Linked DNA regions of Homo sapiens: regions 2, 3 and 4 are each linked to region 1. A link is a contact called in ENCODE Hi-C or POLR2A ChIA-PET data. All regions are on one chromosome and are shown on one strand. The core of a region is the stretch at or near the end of the contact, and the rest is flanking DNA. Distances in the headings are between cores, read along the strand shown.

Region 1 (2,695 bases), core at 196-2,695:
ATCACCCGTCCCTTGGAGTCCCCGTTCGCCCAGATGCTCCCGGTTTCAATGGGACCTTAGCTTGGGCAAGGGCTAGAGAGGCCTGCAGTGTAGACTCCAGGCCCCTTGCTCCAAGCCAAGTGCTTTGGAAATAAGGGCAGAACGGGGCTCCAAGGAGGACTCGCCAGCATACCTGTCATCATACCACATCACTGCTGTCTCCAACAACTGGCCCCTCTGGGGGGGCAGCTCCAGCTCTGCCCACATCGCCTTTCCCGGATACAGAAACGATCTAACAAGCCAAGCCACGTCCACTTTCTATACTGATTCAGTAGTTAACCTCTGGATTCATCCCTGAAGCACTGAACTACCTGTGTGGCTGAGATACTCAGTCTGCTTGCTGGTTCCCTTGGCAAGGAAGGTGTCTCACTTGAAGTCTCCTTGAAAACCCTACTTGACAAAAAGGCAAGCTTGGGCAGCCCATTCGACCACCCAAGCTCCTACCCCCAAACATTAGACGCATTTTCCACGTGCTGCTGGGCACGTGCACATCAACATTCGTTTCCCTCCCAAAACGCGTCAATTCCAGGAGGCTCAGATAGGATCAGCTTTCACCTCCAAAAACGTGAGAAAACGCCTTCCTAAACCATTAGGCACTTCCCGAAGCCAGTGTGGGAACAAAAGGTGGGTCTGGGACCCGCAGCCCCCAAGAGAGCTCGAAGGTCCCAGAGAGAACACTGCCGGCTCCACCCTTCGAGGCCCAGTGTTTTGGGTCAGAAGCCCAAGTGCGAGCCTAACATCCGACTGAGTCACCCACTTTCATGACTCAGGCCTTGTGGCCCACTCGGCCGGGTGCTCGTCGGTCAAGAGGAAATCGGCCGAATGCCCGGGCCCGCGGAGGAGCGAGGTCGCCGAGCGCCCCTGGCGCCCTGCGCGGACCCTCGCAGAGCCCCATTTGCCAACGCCCGACGGACGCCGACCCCACGGCCGCGCCGAGGGTCCAGGATCGGCGGCTCCGAACCCGGGAGGACAGCGGGCCGGGGAGAGGCGGGCAGGGCGGCCGGTCCGCGCCCCTCGGGCCCTCGGGGCCGCGCTGACTCAGCGCCGGGCGGAGGCTGCGGGCTGACCAAGGCCGAGCCGTCGGGTGGGGACGCGTTACCTAGGAGACGCTCGAAGGTGCCGCTGCCTCGCCCCATGGCGACCTCCAGCCCAAACCCGACGCCGCGGGCGCTCCCCTGCTACGAGCTGGCGCGCCCCCCGACTTCCGCTTCCGCCTTTTCCCTCCAGTGCGCGCACGCGCACGTCACCGCGCCGGCCCTAGAGCCGCGAGGAGGCGGGGTCTTCCGCTCTCCCGCTAACGCTGCGCGCTAATTGGACGCGCCCTTGGAACAATGAGCCCTAAGAACCAATGAGAAGTCCGAAGGTGAGAACTATCCAATGAGAGTGGCCGGTGGGCGGGCCTTGAGCCGCGGCGCCGAGCTACGGGTGCCGGGTGGAGCGAAGCACGGAATGTGTCTCCTGCTGGGGGCCACGGGCGTCGGGAAGACGCTGCTGGTGAAACGGCTGCAGGATATCCTTCCGCGCGGGGACGGGACCGGGGCGCGGGGGGCACCCGGAGTGGGGCGGGGACTCACCCTTTAGCTGCTCGGGTCCTTGACCGCTTCGCACAGGTGAGCTCCCGGGATGGGAAAGGCGACCTGGGGGAGCCGCCCCCGACACGGCCCACGGTAGGTGTCCGCCCCCGCGGGTGGAGTTGCGGGGGGTCAGTTCTGCGCTTGGCGAAGAGCTCCGGGCTCCTCTAAGTGCACGCCGAGGCGCAGCGGGTCAGGTCGTGACTTAAGGCCAGCCTTCGGGAGCGGGGGACGGCCCGAGCTGAGGATAATTGGCGCGGGATGAGGGGGCCTGCCGCCCTCCACGGGCACTTCCTCTCCCCTCGCAACGGCTTCCTGTGGCTGGTCGCCCCCACAGCGAGTCCAGCTACTGATGGGCGTCGGTCCCTGCTCGCCGTTCCTGCGTTAGGGAGAATGGGTCTGCGGGGTTCAGGCCACCGTGTAAGGTGTGGGCACGGTGCTCTTCAGGAGTTCACAACGGGACAGCGGTTGTATTGTTCTTTTTGCATCGTGGTTTTTCCTATAGGTGGGCACCAATCTTACTGACATCGTGGCACAGAGAAAGATCACCATCCGGGAGCTTGGGGGGTGCATGGGCCCCATCTGGTCCAGTTACTATGGAAACTGCCGTTCTCTCCTGGTGGGTTGTAATCCTATATGGGCTTCCTTTAGGGAAGTGTGTCTACATTTCTGTGACGTCCAGTCCCCAACCTTGCTGTGTGTAGAAAGGGGTTTGGGTTATTTAGTGACTATACTACTCATGGAAATAGGTCTTAGCTAGTGTTGCTTCCTGCTGGGCACCCTGTCTGGTTTCTGGTGCTTGCGCTCCCAGGCCCCCGGTAGGAGCTCACAGAGGGCTTGCTGAGGGCAGGGCTGCTGCTCCGCAGAGAACAGACTTGGCCCTCTGTGTCACTCCCCGGTACGTCTGTGTTTATGTTGGACTTATACGTACCTCTGGTTGGTCTCATCTTGATAAGGCCTGTGCCGCGGATACCAGTATGGAGAACTGATGGCCACATGAGGACAGAGACGAGTGACACCAGGTCGTCTTCATAAAACTCGATTCCCTCTGCTTCTGCTTGTTCCCAAAGCTTTGTTTAAAGCTA
Region 2 (2,695 bases), core at 133-2,632, 460 kb after region 1:
GGGGAGGCCTCTCCCGGCCGCCAGGCCCTGGCACCTTCCCTCTGCCTGTGGGCATTCCCAGCTTCTTTCTTCCTGTTTTCTCCCTGGCTGCTGGAAACACAGGTCCTCAGTCACCCATCCCCAAGTCATCCTTAACTGTCATTGGCCATCTGCTAGCTCACCTTTCAGTCAGAGCGACGAGTGAGCCTGGGGTTCGCACCACCGCAGGCGAACCTCATAGTGGGGTTTCTAAAACGGGCATGCTGGAAGAACCCTGCGTCCAACAGTTGGAAATGCCCAGATGTGCCAGGCCACGTGTTCACTCCCTCCGGCAGTGCCTGGCGGGTTATGACGGGGAGGGTGTCCATTTGTCTAGTAGTGAGTAAAGGAGCAAGATTCGAGGTGTGTATGTGACACCTGCCCCGTGTCGCCAGCACCAGCCCAGCAGCTGCTCTCGGTGGGATGACAACTGGGTGCACTGCCCCAGCCCCTCCCAGCAGCCGGTGTCCTGCCCAGAGGTGGCCCTGCCCTCTGGGTGGAGGGACTGAGGAGGTCCTAGGGAGAAGCGGGCCCTGGTCCCCACATTTCCCAGGGTTGCATAGGAACCTCCCTGGTTCCTCCTTCCTCTTTCAGATCCTGAGGCACTTTGAGGCCTCCTGTGGGCAGCTGTCCCCTGCCCGGGGCACCTCAGCTGAGCCTGGCCCCACAGCCGCCCTCCCAGGCCCATCTGACCTGCTGACCGACGCTGTGCCTCTCCCTGGGAGCCAGGTCTTCCTGCAGCCTCTGAGTTCAACCCCGGTCTCGTCCCGGAGCCCTGCTCCCTCATCTGGGATGCCGTCCAGCCCTGTGCCCACCCCACCCCCAGATGCCTCCCCCATTCCAGCCCCCGGAGACCCCAGCGAGGCCGAGGCCAGACTGGCAGAAAGCAGGCGGTGGAGACCTGAACGGATCCCAGGGGGCACGGACAGCCCAAAGAGAGGCCCCAGCAGCTGTGCGTGGAGCCGCGACTCCTTGTTTGCTGGCATGGAGCTGGTGGCCTGTCCCCGCCTGGTGGGGGCTGGGGCTGCTGCGGGAGAGTCCTGTCCTGATGCTCCCCGCGCCCCCCAAACATCGTCCCAGAGGACAGCAGCCAAAGAGCCTCCTGGCTCAGAGCCGTCAGCTTTCGCGTTCCTGAACGCCTGACCCGATGGCCTGGCCCTGGAGTCTTCAGCTTCAGCTGCTGTCTGGGGCGGTCTGTGCTTCCTGAGCAGCCTCAACCGTAGCTGCTACAGTCTCCAGGCAGCTTGACTTGAGAGGACGACCCTAGGGCTACCTCAGTTTCCCCCATCTCCTCTGCCAGAGGCTCTGGCTATTTGGACTTGAATCCCTACGAGGGATGGCAGGTGGCAGGGCTTCAGAAATGTCGATCTCAGGGCTCTCAGGGGGCAGTCCCTGCCTGTCTTGCTCTCAGACATGAGGTTTCTTGTATGAATGCGGAAGCGACTACCAGGTTCCTTATTTCATTTTGATCTCAGCTCCCTCCTTCCCCAGGAGGTCATGAGCAGCAACAAGCCACTGCTCCCCCGTCCCATCGGGGTGGGCTAGGTGCTGAGGCTGGGTTTGGTGCATGTGGGTTGAGGGTGTCTTGTCCGGGCTGCCTTGTGCTGTCTGGCCTGAGGCCATTTCAAGTCTCAGATCCCTACGTGATCCTTCCCTGGCTCTCACCTGCTCCTTTAGGCTGTAATTGCTTCCTACACACGAAGCCTCTGATTGGAGCCTCTGGTCCATCTCAGAAAAACCTTCCAAGAGCGCTGGGGTTTATGCTTTCTGAATAAACACTACTGTTTACATGAACCTGGGCCGCTTATTTTTCTTTTTTTGTGTATGTGCATTTTAATGAAAATACCATCAATAAGGGGCACACACAGAGGACTGCTTTCCTCAAAGGAGGGACAGGCGGTGTTCCTGAAACGTTTGGTAGAACTTCCCACTGGCACTGTCCTTGCAGTTCACCTTCTTAATGGCAAGGTTTTAAACTATGAAATTCAGTTTCTTCAATAAATAATAGACTATTTGGGTTATCTATTTCTAATTTCAGCAGTTTGTGTCTTCAGGGGATTGGTCCATTTTATATCAGTTGCTGAATTTGTGATTCCGTTTTTTGTAGTAGTCCTTTATTCTTCCGTTCATGCCTGTGGGGCTGTAGTCACACTATCACACTCTTCCTGTCATGCCTGTGGGGCTGTAGTCACACTATCACTCTTCCTGTCATGCCTGTGGGGCTGTAGTCACACTATCACTCTTCCTGTCATGCCTGTGGGGCTGTAGTCACACTATCACACTCTTCCTTTCATGCCTAATATTGGTCACTTGTTTTCCCTTTTTCTTGGTCAGACAGTTTATTAATGTTATTAGTTACTTCAAAGAACAAACTTTGGTGTTTTTTTTTTGTACTTCACTAATTTCTGTTTTTCAGTTTCCTAGTTCACTAATTTCTGTTCTTTATTATTTCCTTTCTTCTGCTTTGGGCTTATTTTTATTTTTTCAGTTTCTTTTTTTTTTTTTTTTTTTTTTTTTGAGACAGAGTCTCACTCTGTCACCCAGGCTGGAGTGCAGTGGCGCAATCTGGGCTCAGTGCAACCTCTGCCTCCCGGGTTCAAGCGATTCCCCTGCCTCAGCCTCCCGAGTAGCTGGGATTGATTACAGGCTCATGCCACCATGCCCGGCTAATGTTTTG
Region 3 (2,695 bases), core at 121-2,620, 390 kb after region 1:
AAAAGGAGGTTATGGAATGTGTATGCCATTTCATTTATATAAAAGTAAATGGGCTGGGTGCGGTGGCTCATGCCTGTAATACCAGCACTTTGGGAGGCCGAGGTGGGCGGATCACCTGAGGTCGGGAGTTTGAGGCAAGCCTGGCCACCATGGTGAAACCTGGTCTCTACTAAAAATACAAAAATTAGCCGGGTGTGGTGGCGGGAGCCTGTAATTCCAGCTACTTGGGAGGCTGAGGCATGAGAATAGCTTGAACCTGGGAGGTGGAGGTTGCAGTGAGCCAAGATCACACCACTGCATATACAGCCTGGGCGACAGAGCAAGACTCTGACTGAAGAAAAAAAAAAAAAAGAACGCAGGCATTTGTTATTTTGCCTGCGTATTTAATTAGTCTTTACCCAGGCATTTCCTCCTGTTCTCCTGAAGGTGGGGCACAGCCTTACTTGGTGGCTGCACTGCCAGTGCCTGAGGAACGGGCCTCTGTTCTAAGACACCTGGTCCTGCAGGTGCTGCAGACACGGCCTCCTTTCCTCCGCCGTCCTCCCCCAGCAGCCTGGAATCACTTGCTGCTTCCCAGCCATTCGGTCTACGCGCTCATTCATTAGACTCAGAGTGAGCAGCTAGGTGCCAGGAATCCACAGATCTATCGGGACCCTTCTCTGTTCTCTCCTCTCCCCGGTCTCCATTTCTACCCGAGGAATTCTCATTTGTCCTTCAAGCTCCAGCCTAGAAGCCACCTCCTTCTGGAAGCCCTCCCGGGTTTCCCTGTTCATGTAAGCCTCCACCTCTCCTGTCCCCTCCAGGAATGTCCCTTGCTCTTTTCGTGTGAAAAGGTGAAGTTCAACATTGCCACTGATCTGGGCGCAGTTCGGCAGGGCACCGCCTCCCCTTGGAGCTGTGTGGCCTTAGCGGAGTGGCCGAGCCTCTCTGTGCCCAGCGTTTCATTCCTACCTCCTAGGTGCTAATTCCTCACAACAGACTATTTTTCGGCTGAGGCAGTCAGGGCCCCCGCCCCCGTGCCCTGGCGCCAAGCACTCGCCCCAGAATCGGTCCTGGGAATAAAGGTCAAAAAGGAACCCTTAAACCCGCTCCTCCCCGGAAGGCACAGCGCCTCCCCTTCTCTCCAGCCCGCGACTGCCCATCCAAACCGAGGCCTCGCGGGGCGAGTCCCTTGTCCTCCAGCTCGTTGAACTGGGGCCCCGGGCACAGGTCGGCTGGACCAGCTTGGCGAACCGGACAGCTGCGAGACCCTCAGGTGCCCACCGGCCCAGTTTCCGCCCGCCCCTCCGGGCCCGCCTCTCATTGGCTCGCGTCCCACCAAACCCTACCCCCTGGCCGTCACTTCCGGGCAACGGAGCCCGTGGAAGGCGGAAGTGTGAGCGCCGCGGCGGCAGCTGAGTTGGGCTGAGGTGTCCCTAGCTGGCTCTGCGGCTCTTCCGGGTCTGGGCTCGGAGATTCACAGGCGGCCCGCGAGGCCGAGCGAGGGACGCATGGCCCTGAGGCGGCCGCAGGGCTTGGCGGGGTCCGGAGGTTGACCTCGCCCCCGCAGCCGGCCTTCGAGGCTGCCTCCTCCAGGCAGCCTCTGGGGCCCGCGCCCGCGCCTGCTCAGGCTCCCGTGTTCAGGCTGCCCATCCCCTCCCCACCGGCGTCCCGGACGTTGGGACCTGTGACCGTGGCCTCGGGCTGGGCTTCCAAAGCCGGCCGCAGCCCGGCGACCCCCGAGGCCTCTCGCCCCGGGCCCCTAGACCTCTCACTATGACCGCGGCCGCCGCCTCCAACTGGGGGCTGATCACGAACATCGTGAACAGCATCGTAGGGGTCAGTGTCCTCACCATGCCCTTCTGCTTCAAACAGGTGAGTCCGGTGGGCCCGGAGATCACCGCCCTCGCCTCCCCCGCAGAGGGGGCGTCTGGCTGGGTCGTCCTGGTTAAAGTTCCCGCCGGGGCAGGGCTTCGCTGGGCGGGTGCAGGCGGCCGCGGGCGGGGCGACCCTCTGGGTCCCGGCGCAGTTCCCGTAGAGAATCCGTGGATGAGAAGCGCACGGCGTTGGCCCTGGCAGCCCTTGTCAGCCCGGGCCGGAAAGTTCCCCACACTCAAAAACTCGATACCGAAGCAAAGTGTAACAAAGCAAAATGATCCTCCAGAATCGGAAGGGAACGGTGGGACTCCGTATTTTTACATTTTATCGTGTTTTTAAAAACTCTGACCCAACTGCACCTGTCTTCAGAAGCACACAACTCACCACTCCCAGGCTTCGACACTAGATAGGGACCTTGGTTGCAAGGTGATTAAAAACATCCACCAGGTTATACACCTAAGATCTGCGTTTCACAAAAACCGCACATTTGGCAGGGGGTGGTGGCTCACACCTGTAATCCCAGCACTTTGGGAGGCCGAGGCGAGTGGATCACCTGAGGTCAGGAGTTCGAGAACTGCCTGACCAACATGCTGAAACCCCATCTCTACTGAAAATACAAAAATTAGCCGGGGGTGGTGGCACATGCCTGTAATCCCAGATACTTGGGAGGCTGAGACAGGAGAATAGCTTGAACCTGGGAGGCGAAGGTTTCAATGAGCCGAAGGTTGCAGTGAGCCGAGATCACGCCATTGCACTCCAGCCTGGGCGACAGAGGGAGACTCCGTCTCAAAAACAAAAACAAAAAACTGCACATTTGATCTAATGTGTGCAGACGTTA
Region 4 (2,695 bases), core at 74-2,573, 290 kb after region 1:
GGCAGGGCGTGACCCTGGAGCCGCCGGTCCCTCTTGCCGCGGCCCCAGGCGTGGCTGGCGCGCTCCAGGATCTGGAGCTTCTACAAGTTTGCTTTGTTTCCTGCTTTTGCATCTAAAAACCCGCTCTCTCCTCGCCCGCCTGCCGGAGACCAGGACTCTGGCCCGTCTGCCTCCCTCCGGCGTCGTCTCCGGGAGCGCGGGCGCGGTGGGGCCTGCAGGCCGGGCTGGGACCAGGCGCGCCTTGGGGCGCGAGTGGCTCGGCCGTCGCCGCAGAACCCGCTCCCTGCGAAACAGCCGCACCCGCTCCCTGGGAGAGTCATGAGAACTGGGGTCGCGCCTGACCCCCGCGCCCGAAGAAAACCAGCCCGCGGACCCCGCCACACGGGCCGTGACCCGAGCCCCGCGCGCCGTCCCGAACGCGCGCGGTGAAAACGCCCCGCTGCGCCGGCCTTGCTCGGTCCCCCTCCTCCACCCCCACTTCTCCGGAAAAAAAAAATTCTGAATTGGGAACGAAGACCCGAAAAACTCGCCATGACCATTCCCCTCCCCGGCCCCTAGCTTCGGCCCGGAAGGCCCCTCAGGGCAGCGGCCGTGGGTACCACGACCCGGCCAGTTCCCCTCGCCGCGGACCGACCGGGCAGGGCCAACCCAGGACTGTTCCGGGGAGGGGAGCAGGGTAGGGGAGCGAATGTTGGGGTTCGTTCGTGGGTCACCCAGAACTGGGCGCACGCTGGCGGCGCCCGGACTTCGCCTACTGTCCGCCCGGTGCCACCCGCGCGGCTCGCGCCAGACGCAGCCTGGCGGTCCCTGTCCTGTCTTCGAGTATTTGTTTTTAATGCTGGGTGTCGATCGAGACAACAAGCGCTCAGAGCAAAGCAAGGATGCATTACGGGGGTAATTTTAAACCGATCGATAAGATTTTTCAGAGAAAAAAAAATCGCTCATAGTCCATATTTTTTAAGAAAAAAAAAAGCCTCAACATTTTAACGGATTTTGTTAAAAGGGAAGATATATACTTCTTAACATCACAATCCTGAATTTCTTTTGCTAAAAAAAATGTAAAACCCCAAAGCCAGAATAAAAAATAAAATAATAATAAAAATACAAAAACAAAAAAAAAATGAAAGCAATTTCAGTTACTTACTGGAGGCTGTTTCCTGGATACAACTGAATGCAATACAATTAAATCAGTAAATGTGACTTTGTTTTGTATTCCTATTGGTATTTTCAATGTGCTGACTGTTGCACTGTAAATGCACCGCTTCCACAACAACGACTCTAGCGAGCCCATCCAGAGCGGCTCTCAAACCTGCAGCCTGGCGCGGCGAGCCACGGGCCCTGCATACTAATAAGCTCGTGCCACTCAGCCCGGAACAGCCAGCGCGCTGATTGGCCGCGCAGCCCTCCACGGCCGGGAGCTCGTGCCACTCATTCGGCGTAAACAGGCCTCCCAATAGGCTGGCGCCGGGCCAGGGAACTGCCAATCAGGAAGCAGCGGGGCTACTACCAAGCCCGATGGCGCCTAATTCAAGCCCGGCGACTGCGCAGCTCCTCTGCGCAGATCATTGCTGCTGAATGGGAATGTGGTGGCGCAGGGCGGGAGAGGGAGCTGGAGCGAGCGAGTGCGCGTGTCCCGGCGGAGGGGGAGGCGTAGACACAGACACAGACACACACACACACATATATGTTTAATCCAGCAGGTCTAACGTTTGGCTTCTGCCGCACAGAAGGCCAAGGGAAGAAACACCACCACCCCTTAAAAGTAGCTGCTTTTTCTCCCTGGAATCTGTCTGGCAGGTGGCAGGTAGGCCAGACCTCCAAGCCCAGAGGCCTCCCCAGGTTGCCTGGCCCATCTACCGCTCTGAAGCTGCTGCCTGCCCGGACCCGAGCTCGCGGATGCACGCACGCACGCCCGCTGCTTGGGCAGCAAAAGCTTTGAATAGCCCGTCCGGCTCTCTCCTCCCCATGACCTGGGGATCAGACCCTGGGAAGTGAGTTCTGAGTCTCCAGCCGTCTACATTACTGGCTCTCAATTTTATCTCCCTCTGCCACACTTTGCAACAGAGCAGCTACTAAAATGAAAATCAGGGATTTATTGAGAAGACAAGGATTGCCCTTTCTTCATCTACACCTAGATTTAGAAAATATTTTCAGTTTGGTAATGGGGGAAGCGGGTATGGTGTGGTAAACCATGTATAGTATTTCTCAATGCTGCTCCCTGTCTGCCTATCTGCTAAATCCTCACTCCAACTAAAGCAAGCCACTGAACAATTTTTATCGTAATCAGATGCAAACCACTTCTAAAATATTCCGCAAACAAATATTTCTGTTAGAATTTGGTTTCCCACCCAAATGCTATTTATTCTCAGGGAGTCGAGGTGATGTCTTAGTGGCGATGGATACATTTATTTTTGCTCCTCTTTCTCCATGTGAATCTCTGCCTCCCCCTCTGGGGGAAAAAAGGATATTTAAACTAGGAGCCAACTGACAGATTCACACGCATTCGAAATTCTCCACCGTCTCATTCCGGCAGGGACACGAAAGAGTTAAACTCAAAGCCTGTTGTCTCTCTGTTTCCCCGCCCCCACTCCCGCTCCCGCGGGACCGCTGGGATTGGTTGGCACTCCGCCAGTGGACTGTCCATCACCGAGTGTAAACAAGGCGCTGATTGGCTGTTGTCCAGTCCGCACTGGGC

What was found. A loop is a pair of places that touch in the nucleus more often than their neighbours do. ChIA-PET counts read pairs that join two places held with the same protein, here RNA polymerase II (POLR2A). Pooled maps may share reads with other maps.
Region 2: a pooled map shows a loop between it and region 1 (3-fold over the local background). The contact joins the promoter of TEPSIN-AS1 here to the promoter of ARL16 in region 1. A Hi-C loop is called at or near these places in 9 of 50 pooled maps. POLR2A ChIA-PET finds 5 or more read pairs at or near these places in 4 of 52 experiments (AG04449, WTC11, activated B cell and 1 more).
Region 3: a map of CD8-positive, alpha-beta T cell shows a loop between it and region 1 (11-fold over the local background). The contact joins the promoter of SLC38A10 here to the promoter of ARL16 in region 1. A Hi-C loop is called at or near these places in 2 of 168 maps with a recorded cell type or tissue (CD8-positive, alpha-beta T cell and naive thymus-derived CD4-positive, alpha-beta T cell), 1 of 37 single-sample maps with no recorded cell type and 6 of 50 pooled maps. POLR2A ChIA-PET finds 5 or more read pairs at or near these places in 2 of 52 experiments (CD8-positive, alpha-beta memory T cell and Caco-2).
Region 4: a loop to region 1 is called in a pooled map, with 4 times the contacts of the local background. The contact joins the promoter of BAHCC1 here to the promoter of ARL16 in region 1. A Hi-C loop is called at or near these places in 2 of 50 pooled maps. POLR2A ChIA-PET finds 5 or more read pairs at or near these places in 3 of 52 experiments (A673, HEK293 and MCF 10A).

The regions. Positions count from the first base shown.
Region 1 is chr17:81,682,547-81,685,241 of GRCh38, reverse strand. ARL16 (ARF like GTPase 16) reads left to right here and starts at 1,445. Exons shown (of 5, transcript NM_001040025.3): 1 at 1,445-1,549; 2 at 1,648-1,706; 3 at 2,116-2,229. The coding sequence starts at 1,489. HGS (hepatocyte growth factor-regulated tyrosine kinase substrate) reads right to left here and starts at 1,231. Exons shown (of 22, transcript NM_004712.5): 1 at 1,139-1,231. The coding sequence starts at 1,175. RefSeq lists silencers at 1,001-1,100, 1,311-1,370, 1,581-1,660 and enhancers at 1,249-1,543, 1,761-1,980.
Region 2 is chr17:81,227,394-81,230,088 of GRCh38, reverse strand. TEPSIN-AS1 (TEPSIN antisense RNA 1) reads right to left here and starts at 1,382. Exons shown (of 4, transcript NR_135654.1): 1 at 712-1,382; 2 at 162-351; 3 at 1-87. It overlaps TEPSIN (TEPSIN adaptor related protein complex 4 accessory protein), which reads left to right. Exons shown (of 13, transcript NM_001363764.2): 13 at 613-1,812. The coding sequence ends at 1,161.
Region 3 is chr17:81,293,982-81,296,676 of GRCh38, reverse strand. It overlaps SLC38A10 (solute carrier family 38 member 10), which reads left to right and starts at 1,370. Exons shown (of 16, transcript NM_001037984.3): 1 at 1,370-1,854. The coding sequence starts at 1,756. RefSeq lists an enhancer at 705-794 and silencers at 1,455-1,724, 1,825-1,894.
Region 4 is chr17:81,394,085-81,396,779 of GRCh38, reverse strand. It overlaps BAHCC1 (BAH domain and coiled-coil containing 1), which reads right to left and starts at 1,323. Exons shown (of 28, transcript NM_001377448.1): 1 at 1,145-1,323. RefSeq lists enhancers at 1-585, 2,669-2,695 and a silencer at 2,611-2,695.